Regions from separate parts of the Homo sapiens genome. Here region 2 is linked to region 1. A link is an interaction called in ENCODE POLR2A ChIA-PET data of the cell type or tissue named here. Cell type or tissue: endothelial cell of umbilical vein. All regions are shown on one strand. Each heading gives the region's core, and the rest is flanking DNA. Links, peaks and the distances in the headings are about the cores only.

Evidence for each region. ChIA-PET counts read pairs that join two places held together with the same protein. Peaks named below come from ENCODE experiments on the same cell type or tissue, not always from the same donor. Only the 100,000 strongest peaks of a DNase experiment are listed, where the experiment ranks them.
Region 2: POLR2A ChIA-PET joins it to region 1 with 7 read pairs; 3 of 35 experiments call an interaction of 5 or more read pairs at or near these places.

What each region holds. Positions count from the first base shown.
Region 1 is chr2:186,879,245-186,888,208 of GRCh38, forward strand. No RefSeq gene overlaps it. Among named protein-coding and RNA genes, the nearest start is that of ZSWIM2, 35 kb to the left of the region's middle. RefSeq lists a silencer at 78-255. In endothelial cell of umbilical vein, for the core only: no CTCF peak of the experiment used is centred there; DNase peaks (open chromatin) are centred at 3,567 and 5,547; H3K27ac peaks cover 2,189 bases.
Region 2 is chr2:187,009,289-187,018,252 of GRCh38, forward strand. The region is part of intron 1 of CALCRL-AS1 (CALCRL and TFPI antisense RNA 1); the gene reads left to right. Among named protein-coding and RNA genes, the nearest start is that of CALCRL-AS1, 10 kb to the left of the region's middle. In endothelial cell of umbilical vein, for the core only: no CTCF peak of the experiment used is centred there; no DNase peak of the experiment used is centred there.

The DNA.
Region 1 (8,964 bases), core at 631-8,630:
AAGTAATTTTCCTGCCCTGAGTAGCTGGGATTACAGGCTGGTGCCACCACGCCTGGCTAATTTTTGTATTTTTAGTAGAGATGGGGTTTCACTATGTTGGCCAGGCTGGCCTCGAACTCCTGACCTCAGGTGATCCACCTACCTTGGCCTCCTGAAGTCCTAGGATTACAGGCATGAGCCACCGTGCCTGGTGATATTAGTTCTTTACATATTTGGTAGAATAGAGCTGTGTAGTCATCAGTTCCTTGGCTTTTCTTAGATGGCAATCTTTGTGTTACTGATTCACTGTCCTTACTTGTTATAGGTCTACTTCAGATTTTTCTTTTTCTTCATGAGTCATCCTTTGTAGGTTATGTGTGCCTAGGAATTTATCCACTTTTTTTTCTAGGCTATTTAATTTGTTGGTATATAATTATTTATTAAGAATAGTCTCTTGTGATACTTAGTATTTCTGTGGTATCAGTTATTCTTCTTTCATTTCTGATTTAGTTTGATTATTCTATCTTATTTCTTAGTCTAGCTAAAGATTTGTCAATTTTGCTCACTTTTTTGAAAAACCAACTTTGTTAATTTTTTTCTAGTTTCTATTTCATTTCTATTTCCATATATTTGTCAATTTTCCAGTTTTTCTACTGCTATAGATATATAGTTTCATTCTATTGTGGTTGGAAAAATACCTTCATATGATTTCAATCTTCTTAAATTTGTTAAGACTTGTTTTGTGACCTAACATATGATCTATCATGGAGAATGTCCCATGTGAACTTGTCAAATATGTGTATTCTGGTGCTGTTGGGTGGAATATGTGTATATATATATATATGTGTGTGTGTGTGTGTGTGTGTGTGTGTATGTATATATATGTGTGTGTACATATATAAATTTAGTGTATTCGCTTGAGGATTTTTACATCTATGTCGAAAGTAGTATATTGAAGTCTGCTATTATTATTTTGTTGCCTATTTTGCCCTTCAATTCTGTCAATGATTGCTTCACATATTTAAGTGCTGTGATGTTGAGTGCAGATAGATGATAGATAGATAGATAGATAGATAGATAGATAGATAGATAGATAGATAGATAGTTATATCTTCCTGTTACAATAGTAACAAGTTGAACCTGTTCTTAACTTGTTATTATTATATCCTTCTTTGTCTCTTTGTGACACTTTATTAAAGTCAATTTTAATAAAGACATTTTATTAAAGTCAATTAATTAAAGTCAATTTTGTCTAAGTATGGCTATTCTTGCTCTTTTGGTTACCATTTGCCTGAAATATCTTTCTCCATCCTTTTATTTTCAGCCTATGTGTGTCATTAAATCTAAGGTGAGTCTCTTATAGTCAGCATATAGTTGGATCTTGTCTTTTTTTTAACCACTATGTCTACTCTAGATTTTTTTATTGTTGAGTTTAATCCGTGGACACTTAAAGTAATTATTGATAGGGAAAAATTTACTACCTCAGTTTTGTTAATTGCTTTCTATCTCATAGTTCTTTTGCCCCTCTTTTCCTCTCTTGTTGTCTTCCTTTGTGTTTCATTGATTTTTTTTTTTTTTGTAGGGACATGCTTTGATTCCTCTCTCATTTGTGTATCTTATATTGGCATTTTCTGTGTGGTTACCATGATGCTTACATAAAACATCTTATAGTTATAACAATCCATTTTAAGCTGATAACTTCAGTTCAATTGCATACAAAAACTACATTTTTGCCCCCTCTTCATGTTATTAATGTCACAAATTACATCTTTTAATATTGTGTATCTATTAACATTTTAATATAGTTGTAGTTATTTTCATACTTTCGTCTCTTAACTCTATACCAAAATTAAAAGTGATTTTTGCACTACAATTACGTTATTATTGTATTTTGTATTTGTCTATATATTTACCTTTATCAACAAGCTTTACAGTTTATATAATTGTATAGAAGTTGCTGTTGCTGTTTTATCTCTTTTATTTCAACTTGAAGGACTCTTTAGCATTTCTGGTAAAGCAGGTCTTACAGTGGTGAACTGTCTCAGCTTTTGCTTATCTGAGAAACTTTGTATTTTTCCTTTATTTTTGAGAAAGAGTTTCACCTAATCTAGTACTCTTTGTTGGCAGTTTTTTCATTTTAGCACTTTGAATATGCCATCAATACCATTACACTCTCTTCTCATCTGTAAGATTTCTGTAGAGAAGTATGCTGATAGTCTAATGGGAGTTGTCTTGTAAATCACAAGTTGCTACTCTCTTGCTGCTTTCAAAAGTCTTTCTTTGTCTGAATTTTGACAATTTGATTATAATGTGGCATGGCGTGGATTTCTTTGGATCTTCCTAATTTGGTTAGATTGGGTGTCTTAAATCTAGGTGTTTATTTTCTTCCCCAGATTTGGAAAGTTTTCATCAATTAAAAAAATAAATTTTATGTTTCTCTTCCTCTCTCTTCTTCTGCAATTTCCATAGTGCATATATTGGTCCACTTGATGGTGTTCTATAAGAAGCTTAGGTCGTCTTCACTTCTTTTCTTCTTTTCCTTTTTGTTCCTCTGACTGGGTAATTTAAAATGACTCAAGTTTAGTTATTCTCTTTTCTTCTTGGTCAAGTGTGCTGTTGAAACTCTTTAGTAAATTTTTTAGTTCACTCACTGCATTCTTCCTCTCCAAAATTTCTGTTAAGTTCTTTTTTATATTTTCTGTTTCTTTATTGAAATTATCTTTTTGTTCATGTATCATTTTTGCTCAGCTCATTGAGCATATTTATGGTTATTTCAAATTATTTGTTGGGAAATTTACATACCTTCATTTCTTTATGGTTGGTTTTTGGAATTTTTTTTTTTGTATCTTTGATTGGATTATTTTCCTCTTTTCCTTCATGTTCCTTGTAACTTTGTGTTGGTACCTATGCATTTGAAAAGACAGTCACCTCTCCTAGTCTTTACAGATTGACTTTATAAAAGGAAAAGACATTCACTAATCAGCTTAGCTAGAGATTTTGAGAATTTCTGAAACATTTTCTATGGATGTATCTTCTCTGAGCATGTTGCTCAGCTTGTTCTTGTTCTCAGTGGCCCGCAGGCATCTAGAAGATATTGGGTCTTATCAGCACCCCAAGTTTTACTAAACAGAAACCAGTGCCTCAGGCATCCCCTCCAAAAGCTGGATCTTTGGATGCATATTCCACTCTTCTCTTTTCCCCCTGAGGGAGAGTCCACTGAGCTATATTGTCTTCTCTCTGCTGTACCATGGGCCCTCTAGAGCAGGAGCACATTGCTCAGCTTGTTTTTCTTTTCATTGGTCCCTAGCCATCTAGATTATGCTGAGTGCTGTCCATGTTTTGAGATAAAAGAGACAGAAATCAGTCCCTTGGACAGCTCCCCCAAAAGCCAAAACACCTGTCCTGTTCTTTTCTTTGCAACCTGAGCAATAGACCATAAAGTCATTATCAGCGTCTGCCTGCTGTACTGTGGTCCCTCTGAAGCAACAGCATGCTATTCAGCTCTATTGTTCGTAGTGGCCCCCAGGCAGCCAGAGTATTCTGGGTCCCATCAGCATTCCAAGAAAGATCAGACAGAAGCTGATCCCCTTGGCAGCTTCCACTAAAGTCAGAACATTGGGCATGTATTTCCATCTTCTCTTTTACTCCCTAGGGAGAAGCCAGGAGCTGAGTGTTTCTTCCTGATCATGTGGCATTGTGCCAGGGAAAAGTACTGTGGCAAAAGAGAATAGGATGCTATGAATTTTTCTACTAGCTTTGATACAATTGGTTTCCTGTTTCCTTGGGGATAAAAAGAGTCTTTTAACTGGTTTCTAGATTTCTCATAAAGGGAATGAGGGTAGGTATTATTGAATCGATATCTCCATGAGAGGGAGGAGGGTCTGGGGCCTTTTATTCTGACATCTTGCTGATGTTACCTATAACATTTTTTTTGTGGTTGAGTTTTTAAAATATTTTGTGTAGAAATTAACATTAGTGTTTATTCATTGTAAATAATTATATATACATTGATAAATTCGGTACTAATTTTACTTCTAATCATTCTCAAAAGTTAATGTTTATATAAAGCTGCTAGTTTTGACTATTCATGGACTTGATGAATTAGAAAATAGAAAATATTGGTAAAAAATTTATACATTTAAGGTATTATTATTAATAATGTATTTAATTCTCCAGTCTTAGATTTTACTGGGGAACTCCTGTAAATTTTATCAGCACTTGAATCTGAAACTCACATCCCTGTTCAGTTACCCATTGGCCTATCACATGTAGTAATGGAATGACGTATGCCTAAGGGATACATTTGACCAACATACAGTTCTTTCTATGACCATGATTTTTAGCCCAAATTCCAATATAGTTTTCTTAGTGAGCAGAACTAGAATTCAAAGCAGTCTCAGAAGCACCTCTTATCCTTTATCCCAAGGTGCAAAATAGAATTGGCCTAAATTTCCCACTCTGTATTTCTTTTCTACTGGAGTTTTCTCTGGTTTCACCTGGCCCCAATCCAAGCAGAAGGAACCTCTAGGACCTATCTTATCCCATTAGCTTCAAGACACAAAACACCCACAAGAAGTAGAGACACAATTTACTTACTTACCACAAACTCAATGCAATGCTGATAGGATGACTAATTGTATGTCATTTAGTTCGTCCCAGACTAGAGGTTGCAAAATGGTGGCTCATGAGCCAAGTTCAGCTAATAGATCTGTTTGTTTGTCTAGCCCAGTGTTTGTAAAAAGTAATTTTGAATATGTTGTCACAATTTTAAAATTGGGTTGTTTTATATAGAAATCTGGATTCTAGATTTCTCCTGAAAAATTAAAGATCCGAAAGAGTGGACTCAAATTCCTTAAGGTAATAATAAGTTGAAATTGAATAGAGCTGCCTTCTTTACTTGGGGAATACTTTCTTCATTTTGTCCAATTGCCCCGTCAACTATATTCATTTACATTATCTTTCTAGTGTGGGTGGCCTTTTGGTTTTGTGACCCTGACGTAACACAACAGCATAGTTCTTTCTCTTGGGATAGTTTGAATAGAAGGATGTACATTTAAGGGTGGGGATGGGGAGAGGGCAAGGAGATTTGAATGGGTGACTATCAATATTCTGCCTAATGGAATCTCCTAAGAGACTGAATTAATTCAGTTGGGAATAAATCTATTGTAACTTAAATGTAGATAATCCATATATTTGTATTTGATTAAAAAATGTATAGAAGTTTACATTAGTCCTTGACCTTTTTAACACAATGGAGTTGAGAATCAATTTCTAATAATTATTGTGAGTAAATTCTTTTGGTAAAGGGCATTGCAAGGGAGTAATTTACTGCCTGTTATGGTTTTCTTGTTAGTTTCTTCAGTTTACCTTAGTATGTTTTCATTGTCTGGAAGGACTGAAATTTGCAGAAGTGATTTTCTAGTGCCATAGTAAAAAAGATTAGCAGTGACAGTTTTCTAAAATATATGTTTCCTACCAGAAGCAGCCTTCTCAGCCCATTTCCTTTAATGATATCTGGTGAGGATCTGATAAGCTTTATTCTACTTGACAGAGGTCAAAGGGCATTGTCTTCCTCTTCAATCCAGCAGCCAACAACAAAACCAGTCATATGTTATCACCATCACACAGGAAGCTGCAGGCTTGCTTGTGTTAAACAGAGCACAAATACAGGAAAAGTGTCAGCCGGGTTAAAAGCTGGTAGAGCTGTGCTAGGAGAACATTATGCTAATAACATTACAGACAGAACTGAAGATATATGATTAAATTTCAGCATAGAGTAATTAGAAATCCTTAAACATTGAAAAAATATAAAAAGTGGCTGTGGCCATATTATTTTCCTTTATTTGAAATGATGACTCCATTTTTAAAAATAGGAAAATAGCAGTTAAATAAAAAGTTATGTCTGGAAATAGCACAATTTCGCAAAACATGCAATTAAAAAGTTGTTAATAATTTTAAGATTGTTTCCCTCTGTTTTGTATGATAAAAATTCCTAATTATATTATCTTATTTCAAAAGAAAAGACAATCTATTTTGTGTTAATGTTTTGTCATAAATACAAATTTGTGCCTTTTAAAAACTAAAGAACTCATTTCACTGAGGAAGGGGTGTGTGCCTGGTTTTAAGGTGTTACCTGGGTCAAGGTGGGTATATTCTAGAGATATATACCAATAGAGTTTTATGTTCCATATTGGACTTCTTAAAAAAAAGATCTGAAAAGTTTTGCATAATGTTTTCTAAATTCTTTCCATTAAAAATATTAAAAACTATGAATTACAAAAACCTCTAAAGAGAAAATAAACAAAAATAATACTATATACAACTCTGCATTAACACAGTGACTGTGAACATTTTAATTCATTTCTATCTATATTTTTCAATATATTTTCAAGAGTTCAGTCCATTGCATGTGTGTGTATAGGCACATGTATACACACACACATATATACTCAAGCACAAACATGTAGATACACAAATACATTTATAACTTTGAATGTCACCTTCTTTTAACAAATTAACATTATATCAAACATTTTCATGTTTTTTGTATTTGTCATAGTCTTCATTTTTAATAGCTGTATCTGGTTTCATTGATTGAACATGCTATAATTTATTTATTCAGTGAGCAATTGTAGGGGATGTACAAATATTTTTCTTTATTGGGACACTTAACATTTCCTGAGTACCTTAGGGATAGTGCCTCTCTATATGTTGTATCTTCTAATGGCCATGATCAGGAAGGGCCTTGTCATGTGAATAAACTATTGGACATAGTGGACCTGTTGTAATGCACGTGCCCTTAGTATAAAGTAATTAAATAGTAAAATGTAAAGTTGCTGCTTCTAGGGAATAGTTAATGGTGTTGCATAGAAAGTATTGTTTTCTGTACAAACACATAACTCAGTTCCAGTTTGGATTCAAGAGTGTAGTCTGTTGAAGAGACTTAAAATAGATATTGTCCAGTTAGAACAGAATTTTGTAGGTTCCCTGCCAAAGTAAAGACAGAGAAAACTCATGTTTGAGGTAATACCAGGGTTAATAAGTAAAAATAGTACAAAAACTCTGTCTTAATGAGTGCTTTCTTGTTTGGGTATGTTACATACCCTACTTGGGATATATGTGATATATGTATGCCCATTTGTATTGGAAACACTATGCTGGTTTTGCACTTTTGCTTTTAGGACCCAAGAAAAATTCTAATAGTCATACATTGATTATTTTCTCTGAATGTCAGTCATAAAGAACCAAACACAAAAGTCCTAATGCACAGCACACCTTTATCAGAGAGTGCTTGTCATCATCCCCAGGAATATTACTGTGTCTTTTCAGACAATAAAGAAAGAAAATATTATTGCTTTACTGTCTCTCTCTCCCCCTTCACCTCTCCCTCCCTCCCTTCCTTCCTTCCTTTTGTTTTTTTTCTTCTTCCTATTTTAGGTTTCTTTTCTCCCTTGCCCCACCTACATGTCTTTCTTGGTTTAAAGGAGAGGACTCAAAAACCAGACTTTTTTAAAAAACAGATACATTTTAGCTATTGAGTATCTTATGCCACAGAGGATAATATGAAATAAAGGATTATTTTGATCTTCATAGGAATAATGATGTTTTAAATAATTCTATTATGACTCTAAATTTCTGTTGACATTATCAGTTTTTTAACATTGGAAAATTCTATTTTTTCTAATTGTAGCATTGGGTAAATATATTTAATGTTTTTTCACAGAGAATTTTTCTTAAAAAACCATAATATAAAGAAAAGAGAAGCCTACTGCCCCAAAATAAACTCTGCCTATTTTTATTTAGGAAAATCATACACTGAAATATCAAAAGGAAGACAGAATATGATTTAGCTAGTTAGTTTTGTGTTGGGCTGATGCTGGACATGACAACAAAGAGTCTTTCTCTGCTGCATCCAGATGTTACGAGGCGATTAAACTTGGGTTTAACTGACCCAGGAGAATCAACTGGCTGCTAGAGCAGCCCTGCTTCTGGCTTTGTGGAGATCAAGGAAAGCCCTTTCAGCGTGTCTGAGAGCCAGATCCAGGGTGTCTCAGGCAAGCTGGGGAGCACGTTGGCAAAATCTCTGGGATTGTGCAATCTCTCTGTTTTTTTTTCCTGACTTTTTCCTCTCAAGAACATATGCCTAAATTGGGCCATGCAGCTGTGTGAGGGTGGAGTGCTTACACTTAGAGCTCTTAGGTCTGAGGGTGCGGGGTCAATGGTACATTAGTTCCTCCTCTCAGCATCACCCTGAGAAACTTTAGAAGTAATCCCTTGAGGTTTGTTCGTAACCTGATTTTTCACCCTAAATGTTAACATAGGGCTTGCCTTTTCTTGATATTACACATATGTAGCTAGCAGCTCTCAGACAGTTTGAAAAATGTTTCACTTGCTTTCAGAAGTCTAATGACAAATGACAGTGACAAATGACAAATGGTTTATTTCAAAGAAGAAACTTAAGTTTAGTTGTCAGTTTAAAGAAGTCTACATTTCTGTAATATTATTTTAAAGTTTTACAGATACTTTATTAATCAGAGTATCGATTATAGAAAATGCAAAAAGCTCATATAATTCTGTTTAAAAACACATTTTGAAATAGTCCCAACTATACTCACCCCTGGGTGTCTTTGAATTATAGAACAGATGTTTCAACATCCTTAAGGAAGAACTTGATTCTTAGGGCAAAGTTAATGTTGCAAGAGCAAGGAACAATTTGTTAGAGTACTTATCATGGTCCTCAGGAACATTATTCTGTGCCCTCTTGGACCCAAAGACATTACATTTTGTTATTACTGAGTCTGCTTGATTCCTCCTCCTCTTATTTTTCCTCCTCCTTTTCCTTATCTTCTTCTCCACCTCCTCCTCTTCATCTTCTTTCTTCTTCCCACCCTTCACTACCCCCATCCTCCCTTAAAGAAAATACTTGATAATTAAATTTAAAAACTTTATATACAATGATGCTGTTGATTTCCAAAGTATCTTACT
Region 2 (8,964 bases), core at 621-8,620, 130 kb after region 1:
CTGGGTTTCCAGCCTGTGGTCCTGTGGAACTTGGACTCAGGACTGCAACAGCAACTCTCATTCGACTATACGTGCTGGCCTGGCCTATGTAGTTTGTACGTGCCAGCCCTCACAATTGCATGTTACAATTCCTTAAAATCAATCAATTTCTCTGCCTCTTTCTCTGCCTCTCTATCTCTATCTATAGACATGAATATATCTATAAAGATATCTAGATAGCTATTTATCCTATCTTATCTATCTATCATCTTTCTATCACCTATCTCTATCTATCTATCTATCTATCTATCTATCTATCTATCTATCTATCTATATCTAGATACATAGACACCTCTCTCAATCCCTTCCCCCTTCTTCATTTTATTAGTTCAGTTTTTTTTCTAGAGAACCCTAATATAGTTGGCTATTAGCCAGTTGAAATTAGTCATCATCAGTATTAGATTTTTCCAACTATTGTAACATATTCTAGGTATACAAACTTTTGCAAACACCTATGACAGTTTTTCTTCCCACAGGACAAATGAGCTTATTTGGGAATATGCAGGGTGTTGCAATCTAGGATATGCAGCCTATGATGCATCATAGGTATACCCCTGGGGTAGGAACTTCTTCGTCTCATGTAAAGATGACTATGTAAGCAGCCTTGAAAAAAGGTGCATAGGTCACTGAAACTCATTATAGGAGTTGGTGTTTGTTCATGGGTAGAAACAACCTTGCCAGGTAAGTATTCTTGTGCAGATGGCTAATCTGGAACACTGGTCTTGAGGAATGCCATGTGATAAGTCCTGTTACAGTCATGTGTGCATAATAGCTCCTCCTTATGCTTCCTGCCTCCATTTTGTTAGGGTTTTGACATGAGTCACTCCATTTTGATACTGGCAACTTTCACAGGCTCAACTCTGAATACAACGAGGACAAGAGGGGATTTAGGGCCAAGGAGCAGAGTTAAGGGGTCAGTGGATGAAAAAATTACTAAGAGGTGACATTAAAGTTAGGGAGATTCTTGTTGAATTGCCTTAACAGGATTCTTGGCAAAGGCAGGCTAAGATGATAAGATAGCAAGGATAGGGAATAAGGAATTTAACCACATTTAGACGGCGATCAGGGTGGGAGGATGACAGCAGAATTTCTTGCTAAGACTGGGCTGGGAAGGCTTAGTTGACAAGAGGCCTCAGAGAAGCCTGACTAAAGTTTGGTCAAGGAGAGTTTCTGTCACATTTAATGGGTCTGAGATCTCAAATGCACGTCTTAATGCAACCTGTAACCCAGGTAACCATATTTAAGTGGACACTTCTGATTTTGATAAGGGTTAAATACTTATGAGGTCTCTGTTAGGCCTGCCCCATATCTTTTACACCTGCTTCTTTCCTGTAAAGGCCAAGAGGGAGATTGGGCATCAACACAGCCCTAGGGCTGCCCTGGCTTTATTTCAAGAGTTTACAGCTATTCTGGAAGCTGAGGTAGGAGGAATGCTTGAGCCCAGGAGTTTGAGGCTTCAGTGAGTTATGATTATGCCACTGCACTCCAGCCAGAGTGAGAGATTGAGACCCTGTCTCACAGAAACAAAGAGTTTAAATTGCTGTAAGATTGGTGAACAGACCATCTCCATACGTGGTTGGGTCACATGCTCATTCAGCCCCACTCGGTGCTTCTGAACAAAGCTGCCCTTTCCACTCTTATCTCAGCCTCCTAGTATGAATGGCATCCCCTTCCCCTCTCTGCACACACCCTTTTCTGCACACTCCCCTCTCTGCACACTCCCCTCTCTGCACACACTCCTCTCTCTGTCCCATGCAGGCCCAGCGCCCCCCAATTAAGGGGCTATGCTCCCTGTTCATCCGGGCTTGCATCAGAACCATGTCTAGGACAGTTTTTTTAATGCCAAAAATAATTGAACTCCATTTACGGCACTGACTGGAAAACAGTTGCCCATATTTGGGATTCGAAGTACACAAGCAATTACTAACGCCTAGACTGAATCCCTCTATGTGACCCTCTCCCTGTAGCTTTCCACCCTTCCATGACAAAGAGACAAGAGGAAGCCCTGTGTCCAGAAGGATGTCCTGGTGAAACAGCTGTAAGGAACAGGAACATGTAGTAGCATGTATAAGGCTGTTTTACAGAGTTGGAAGGGACAAGAAAACAGAAAAGTGAAGCGGAAAGTGAGTCCTTGGTATGCTGGCTATTAATCATCAACATAGTAAGAGAGAAACAATTTTCTAATTTCTGTAGGACCTGGACATAAAATAGTGTGGCTTCCACACATGGATAATTCAATCTGTGTGTACTGAAGTAGGAGTGAAAAAAAAGAAAGCTTTGAACCCACTGTAGGAAGAAGGAGGATGTTAACAACTCCACCCTTTCCTCTGCCTTGTGCTTAAATCTTTCTTTGTGTTCTATTGTGTGATCTGGACACTTGGGAGATAATTTTTTCTGGAAAGAGCAACTGGGCAACTAGAATGTTTGCAGAGGGGAGTTGAATAATTAAAAATTTTAAATGGCAGACACATGATTTACTTGGGTTTCCTACACACCCAGTTCTGCCAATAAATAGATGAGATCAGTTTTTTCATCTGTGAAATAAAGGAGTTGGATGTCTTCACTAGATGATCTCTACAGTCTCTTACAGTTTAAAAATTTTATGAAAAAGTAAAATGCAGAGAAAAAACAGTTAAGGTCTCTTACTCTCCTCTCAACCACAGGACAACCAGGTTTACAATTTGGTTTATTATTTCCATATGAAGAGTGGTTGTTACACAAAGAAAGAAAAGAAAGAGAATTTATTTTATAAACTAAATATACAAAGCACTACTGAAAATAGACTGTGGATACAGCCAGAAGTTTAATAACAGTACTTACCTGTAGTTTTAGCTTTTCAGAAATAAAGCGAAGTTCATATTAGTTAAAAGAGATCCTGGCAAAATATTTAATCTTAATAGGGGGAATATAAAAAGTTATTTTAAGTTGTATTTTCTGCCTGTACTATTTTTGAAAACTATTTTTTATGAGCCTTATTTTTTCATCTTTAAAATCGGAATAACAATTTCCTAATTAGGTGCTTATAAACATTAAATGAAGTATTATATGTGAAACTCCCTAATATATCCAATGCCGACTCTTAGCTTGCAAACATTCTCTTCCTTTCTTCTTTGGTATTGCTCATCTTGATGATCTATTCATCAGTATTTCTCTGTTGCCAAGCTGGAAAGCTAGAGTGACCATAAATCAATGCTTTTCAAACTGTGGTGATATAATCAATTTACGCAGACAGTATTTTAAAATAGAAACAATGGAATATAAAAAATTAGAGACCATTGCAAATACAACGGTACAAATTGCAATAATACTAAGCAAAGATATGTATTATTTTGTAAAACTTTGTTGATTAGAGAGTATGTTTGTGTATGGGGAGGCTCAGGAGAGGGAAGGTCTTTTGATATAGAATGCATTTCTTTTTACAGTAAAAATGTCGTCTGAGAAACACTATCCTAAGATATGCTGTGTCTCTCCTATGTGCAATTGTTCTCCAGCTTATCAATTTTATCTTCTGAAGAAACTTCGGATCTTTACCCCTTTCTATTTTCTGCCATTGCCTTAGTGTAAGCCTTAATAATTTTAGTTTCCTTGTCGTCAAAATTTTTCACACTCCAAACTGCTACTCGAGATCTTCCTAATAAAATTTATATCTAAACAGGTGAACCCTACAGACAGACGCTATTTTTAGAGTGAAGGGTCAGTGTTTAATAACCATTACATGTATTGGGGGTGTTTCAAATATACGGTTGTAAAATAAACTAATATCTCAGACACTTCTTGAGTTCCCCTCATGCCTTTCTCAGTTTCAAATTTTGTTCCAGCCTCAGCCTGTGGAACAGTTAGATCCTTGCAGAATTCTGTAACTCTCTGCAGTGACAATTACTCATCTCTAGTATGCATCCTTTGCTGACTGTCTAGCTGACTTAGTGCAGGGCAGTAGAGCAGAATCATCTTTTAAAACTGTAAGTCAGACCACTTCGCTCCTCAGTCTAAGCCCTTCGGTGGCTTCACTTGCTGGCTCCACTCCAAATCCACATCCTCACACTGGCCTACAGGTCCCCATATGATTGATTCCTCATGTCCTTATGTCTTATTTATCAGCTCACCCTTCTCTTTCCCTTGATCACCGTTCCTCTGTTGGAGATAATGCCTCTGTATTTTTATTATTATTGTTCTGGATTGAGACTTGAAAATGAACCCATGTCTGACTCAGGATGAGAATATTTGGGAAGGGAGAAGCTGAGTCTTGCTTACTTCTGTGATTTTTCACAGTCAATGGATGGGGTCAGGCCCACTTAGTGGGTTAGGATTCAGTCAACTGATTGAGTATGTGTTCAGCTGTCTGGGAGTGGGATAGGTGGTGTAAACGTATCCTCATGAGCATCCTCCCAAACCCATCTGATAACAAACTGATTCCTGCAAACCGCATACCTTATCAGATAGGACTCTGTTGTCAATAAAGTTAATGTAGAATAGTGGCTGAAGGCTGAAGAATAGAATAACAGCTAAGGGAAAAGTAAAGATACAGAACTCAACAAGCAGTGAAATGTTTATTTACAACCCTGGGTTGGGGGTACATAATCTCATCAACTCAGATAATTAAATGTTATGAAAAAAGATCATAATAACAATAACTGATCTGAGGTAACAAATATACTCCTGACTATGGTTAGAATGTTTGTGTCCCCTCCAAAAGTCATGTTGAAGCTTAATCCCCAATACAGCAGTATTAAGAGGTGTGGCCTTTAGGAGATGATTAGGTCATAAGGGCTCCACCCTCATGAATGGATTAATGTTTTTTAAAAGGGCTGAAGGGAACTAACTCAATCCCTTTTCTGCCCTTTCATCCCTTCTGCCATGTGAGGACGTAGTGTTCATGGCTCCATCTTGGAAGGAGAGACTGAGCCCTCACTAGACAACAAACCTGCTCATGCCTTGTTATTAAATTTCCCAGCCTTCAGAACTGCGAAAAATAAATTTCCATTATTTATAACATACCTGTTCTTAGGTATTTTCTTATAGCAGATCAAATTAAAACATTCTTTTTGGTCAGGTAAGCATAAATACTTAAATTTAGGGAAAAAAAGTAAATATTTGATGAAGTAGAATAATCTCATAAAATCAATATTTTGGGTTTTTTTTTTTTTTTTGGACAAAGTCTCTTTCTGTCACCAGGCTAGAGTGCTGTGGCATGATCCCGGCTCCCTGCAAACTCCGACTCCCTGGTTCAGGCGATTCTCCTGCCTTAGCCTCCTGAGTAGCTGGAATTACAGCTGGAATCACCATGCCCAGCTAATTTTTGTATTTTTAGTAGAGATGGGGTTTCACCATGTTGGCCAGGATGGTCTCAATCTCCTGACCTTGTGATTTGCCTGCCTTGGCCTTCCAAAGTGCTGGTATTACAGGTGTGAGCCACTGTACCCGGCCCAATATTTTGGTTTTTAAACATTTAAAATAATCATGATAATGAGAATCTATACTGATTAAGATATATGAACTATTTGACAGAGTGTAAAAGATCAGAAACACAGACATATTGGCTCTGTCAAAATTTTAATTTGAAATGTGTAGGAGAATTTTATTTGTATATTTAAGAAAAACTGATTTACATTTATATTTGGTTCATTCAATTTACGAAAGTTGCTTAAACACCTAGCAGTAATTTGCTAGTTAGGCATTTGTATTAGTTTTCTAAGTTGCTGTAATAAAGGACCACAGACGGAAGGCTTAAACAACAGAAATGGATTGTTTCACAGTTCTGGAGTCTAGAAGTCTGCAGTCAAGTTGTTGGCCAGGTTGGTTCCTTCTGAGGGCTCTCATGGAGACTCTGTCCCATGCCCTTCTCCAGGCTTCTGGTGGTTTTCTGGCAATCTTTAGTCTTGTCCCTTGACTTGAAGAAGCATCACCTTGATCTCTGCCTCCTTCTTCACACGTTATTATTTCTGTATGTGTTCCTGTGTCCAAATTTTCCAGTTTTATAAAGACACATCAGTCAAATTGGATTAGAAACCCACCCACTCCTATATAATCTTACTTTAACTAAGTGTGTCTGCAGTGACCCTACGTCCAAATAATTTTGCATTCTGAGGTGCTGGGAATTTCTTCAACATATGAATTTCTGAAAGACACAGTTAAACCCATAATAGTGTTTGTTTGACTTATCAGAAGTTTGAATCGTTTTAAAAAATCAGCTATTTTTTTAAATGATAGAGTAAATTTTGCCATTTTTATTTTAAATAGACTTAAGATTTTAAAAATTTGCATTGACATGAAAAATTTAGATTAAAGATTTTTAATTTTAATTAATGAGGTAAAACACAGGCAGTTTTGTGTTTTTTTGGTTTTTGTTTTTGTGTTTGGACAAAAGATATATTATGCAAACACTAACTTAAAAAACTTCCAGTGGTGGACACATGACTGAGGCCTGACTGTTCAGCAGAATCCACTTCCCTAGCTGCAATGATTCGTTCAGTGAGGCACATGTGACCCAAGTCAGTCCAACCAGAGCTAATCTCAGGACTTCCTTGTGCAACTGAAAATAGGGGTTCCCTGTTCCCCTGGGGTTGCTGTCATTAAGAATAGTGTAAACCTGGAGCTGTCAGGGGTCACTATTCAGAATCTGAAAATGAGGCTAATACAAAGGAAAGTGGACTCAAGAAATGAAGAGACTCATGGCCCAAGTGATGTAAGTTGAGCTCCCAGACACTGCTAACACAGGCAATTTTAAATTTTGCTTTCCACACTTACATCTTCCTAGGTATTAAACACTCAACCAACACTGTTTACCAGTCCAAGGTCAGCTGAACATAATACTGTATGCCACGACCTTGGTCACCAATAATTCTTTATGTGCATTCAACTTGTACCTAAAAAATAAAAAACATACTGAGACTTCTAGTTCATTCCATAAAAATCTGAATCAATGTGGGTTTATTTTTATTTCGTGACTAGAACTAATTGAAATAGAAAACTAAGCTAGCTTGAAGTGGCTTATTTTCACATTGGAGACTGGAATATAGAAATTAGACTTTTGCCATTATTATGACATTAAAGCAATCTGGAGTAAATTGCCTTCAAATATACAGAGTTGATAAAGTCAATTTTGGCACAGTTTGTATTATAGGACTGATATAATCATTCTGATTTCCCTGTGTACCAAATACACAAAGATTAATGTTTTTCAAAAACATTATACAATGTTATACAATTTCAAAAAGTTATACAATTTTTCTTTAATAGTTTTTATATATTAGGTATAAAAATTTATTACACCATTTTATAAGTAGATGTTCTAAAGAGACGAATCTGATTAAAAACCATATGCCTAGGTTGATGTTATCCCATTAGTACTTTTAAATGTATTTTGTGTCTGTTAAATAGAAAATAGAATACTCATATGGTTTTGCTCTGTGTCCCCACCCAAATATCATCTTGTAGCTCCCGTAATTCCCACATGTGAATTGTGGGAGGGACCTGGTGGGAGATAATTGAATCATGGATCTTTCCTGTGCTGTTTTTGTGATAAGTCACATGAGATCTGATGGTTTTAAAAGTGGGAGTTTCCCTGCACAAGCTCTCTGCCTTGTCTGCTGCCATGTAAGACTTGCCTTTCACCTTCTGCCACGATTGTGAGGTCTCCACAACCACAGGGAACTGTAAGTCCATTAAACCTCTTTCTTTTGTAAATTGCCCAGTCTCGGATATGTCTTTATCAACAGTGTAAAAATGGACTAATACAAATACTAAAACTTGGTTCCTAGTCTCTTCACTTATTACCTTCTTTAACCATTAAAAAAAATATAACTTCAGTACTGAATTAGTGCAATATTTTCACACTAAAAAACCCCCACAAACCCTTCATCTTTAATGTTATTTGCAAGAGCAAAAGAAAATTAAGTACCACAACTAAACAAGTCAAATAAATTTTAATATTAAATATACCTTTTCAAACCTTTTGAAGTGTATTATTGGATATACTTTTTCAAATGTTAGTATTAAATATAGCATTTTAAACCTGACTTACTCCTCCCTGGTATATATGTGTGTGTAAAAGGAGGTAACACTGCCATTGTGTCTCTTTCTCTGTCTCCTCAGGCTGAAAATCAATGAATTTGTTTAAATTGTTGACTAGATTATTATGGCAGCAGAGGTTTATTTTTATTTTTAAAAAATTTATGTGATTGGAATGTGAAGACGTCTATCTCCTTATTTGGAAAGATAAGAATAGGGTCCAGGGGGAACATGTGTTAGTTTGAGTTGTTGATCTGAGGAACTATAAAGGTTTGTGTTCGTCAGAATCAATGTTGCGGTAGTTATGGAAACAGGGAGATCACTGTGAGCTAAGGCCTTAGGGAACTCTGTAAACCAGAAGGAAGAACACAGAAGCTGAGGGCTAACGTGTTCTGAATTTGATGCATGTAATTCTAAGAATTTTTTTAGAGTGCACTACAATAATCGTTACTACATGTAAACATATAGCACAACTTCCATGGGAAGAGAGTTTTGCCAGATTTTAAAATCTATTGTTTTTTGAACTACATTTTTTTTTACCTTCTATTGCATTCAACATTTTGCTCAGTAAAATTTGCTGTACAAGTGTCCCTGAAATGCAGTTCTTATTTGCTCAGCAAACTAGATTCTTGCAATCTATCCTGGAGAAGTCATTCGAGAAAGTTGGCCAGTTCCATACTTTTCAAGGTTTATTTTAAATCTCTATTGCGTGGCAAAGCAAGACAGAACCCCCTACACCCCCCGAAAACCCTACATCATTAAGAATAAAATTCAGTCTTTCTAGGTCCTTCCTGATCTCAATTAATTTCTTAAGAATTGATTTAGTTCCCATTTTAGGGCTCTTCTCCCTAGAATTTTGTAGCCCAAGGCCCCATTGTAAGATGTTTGAAACTTATAAATAAAAATATTGTTCAATTC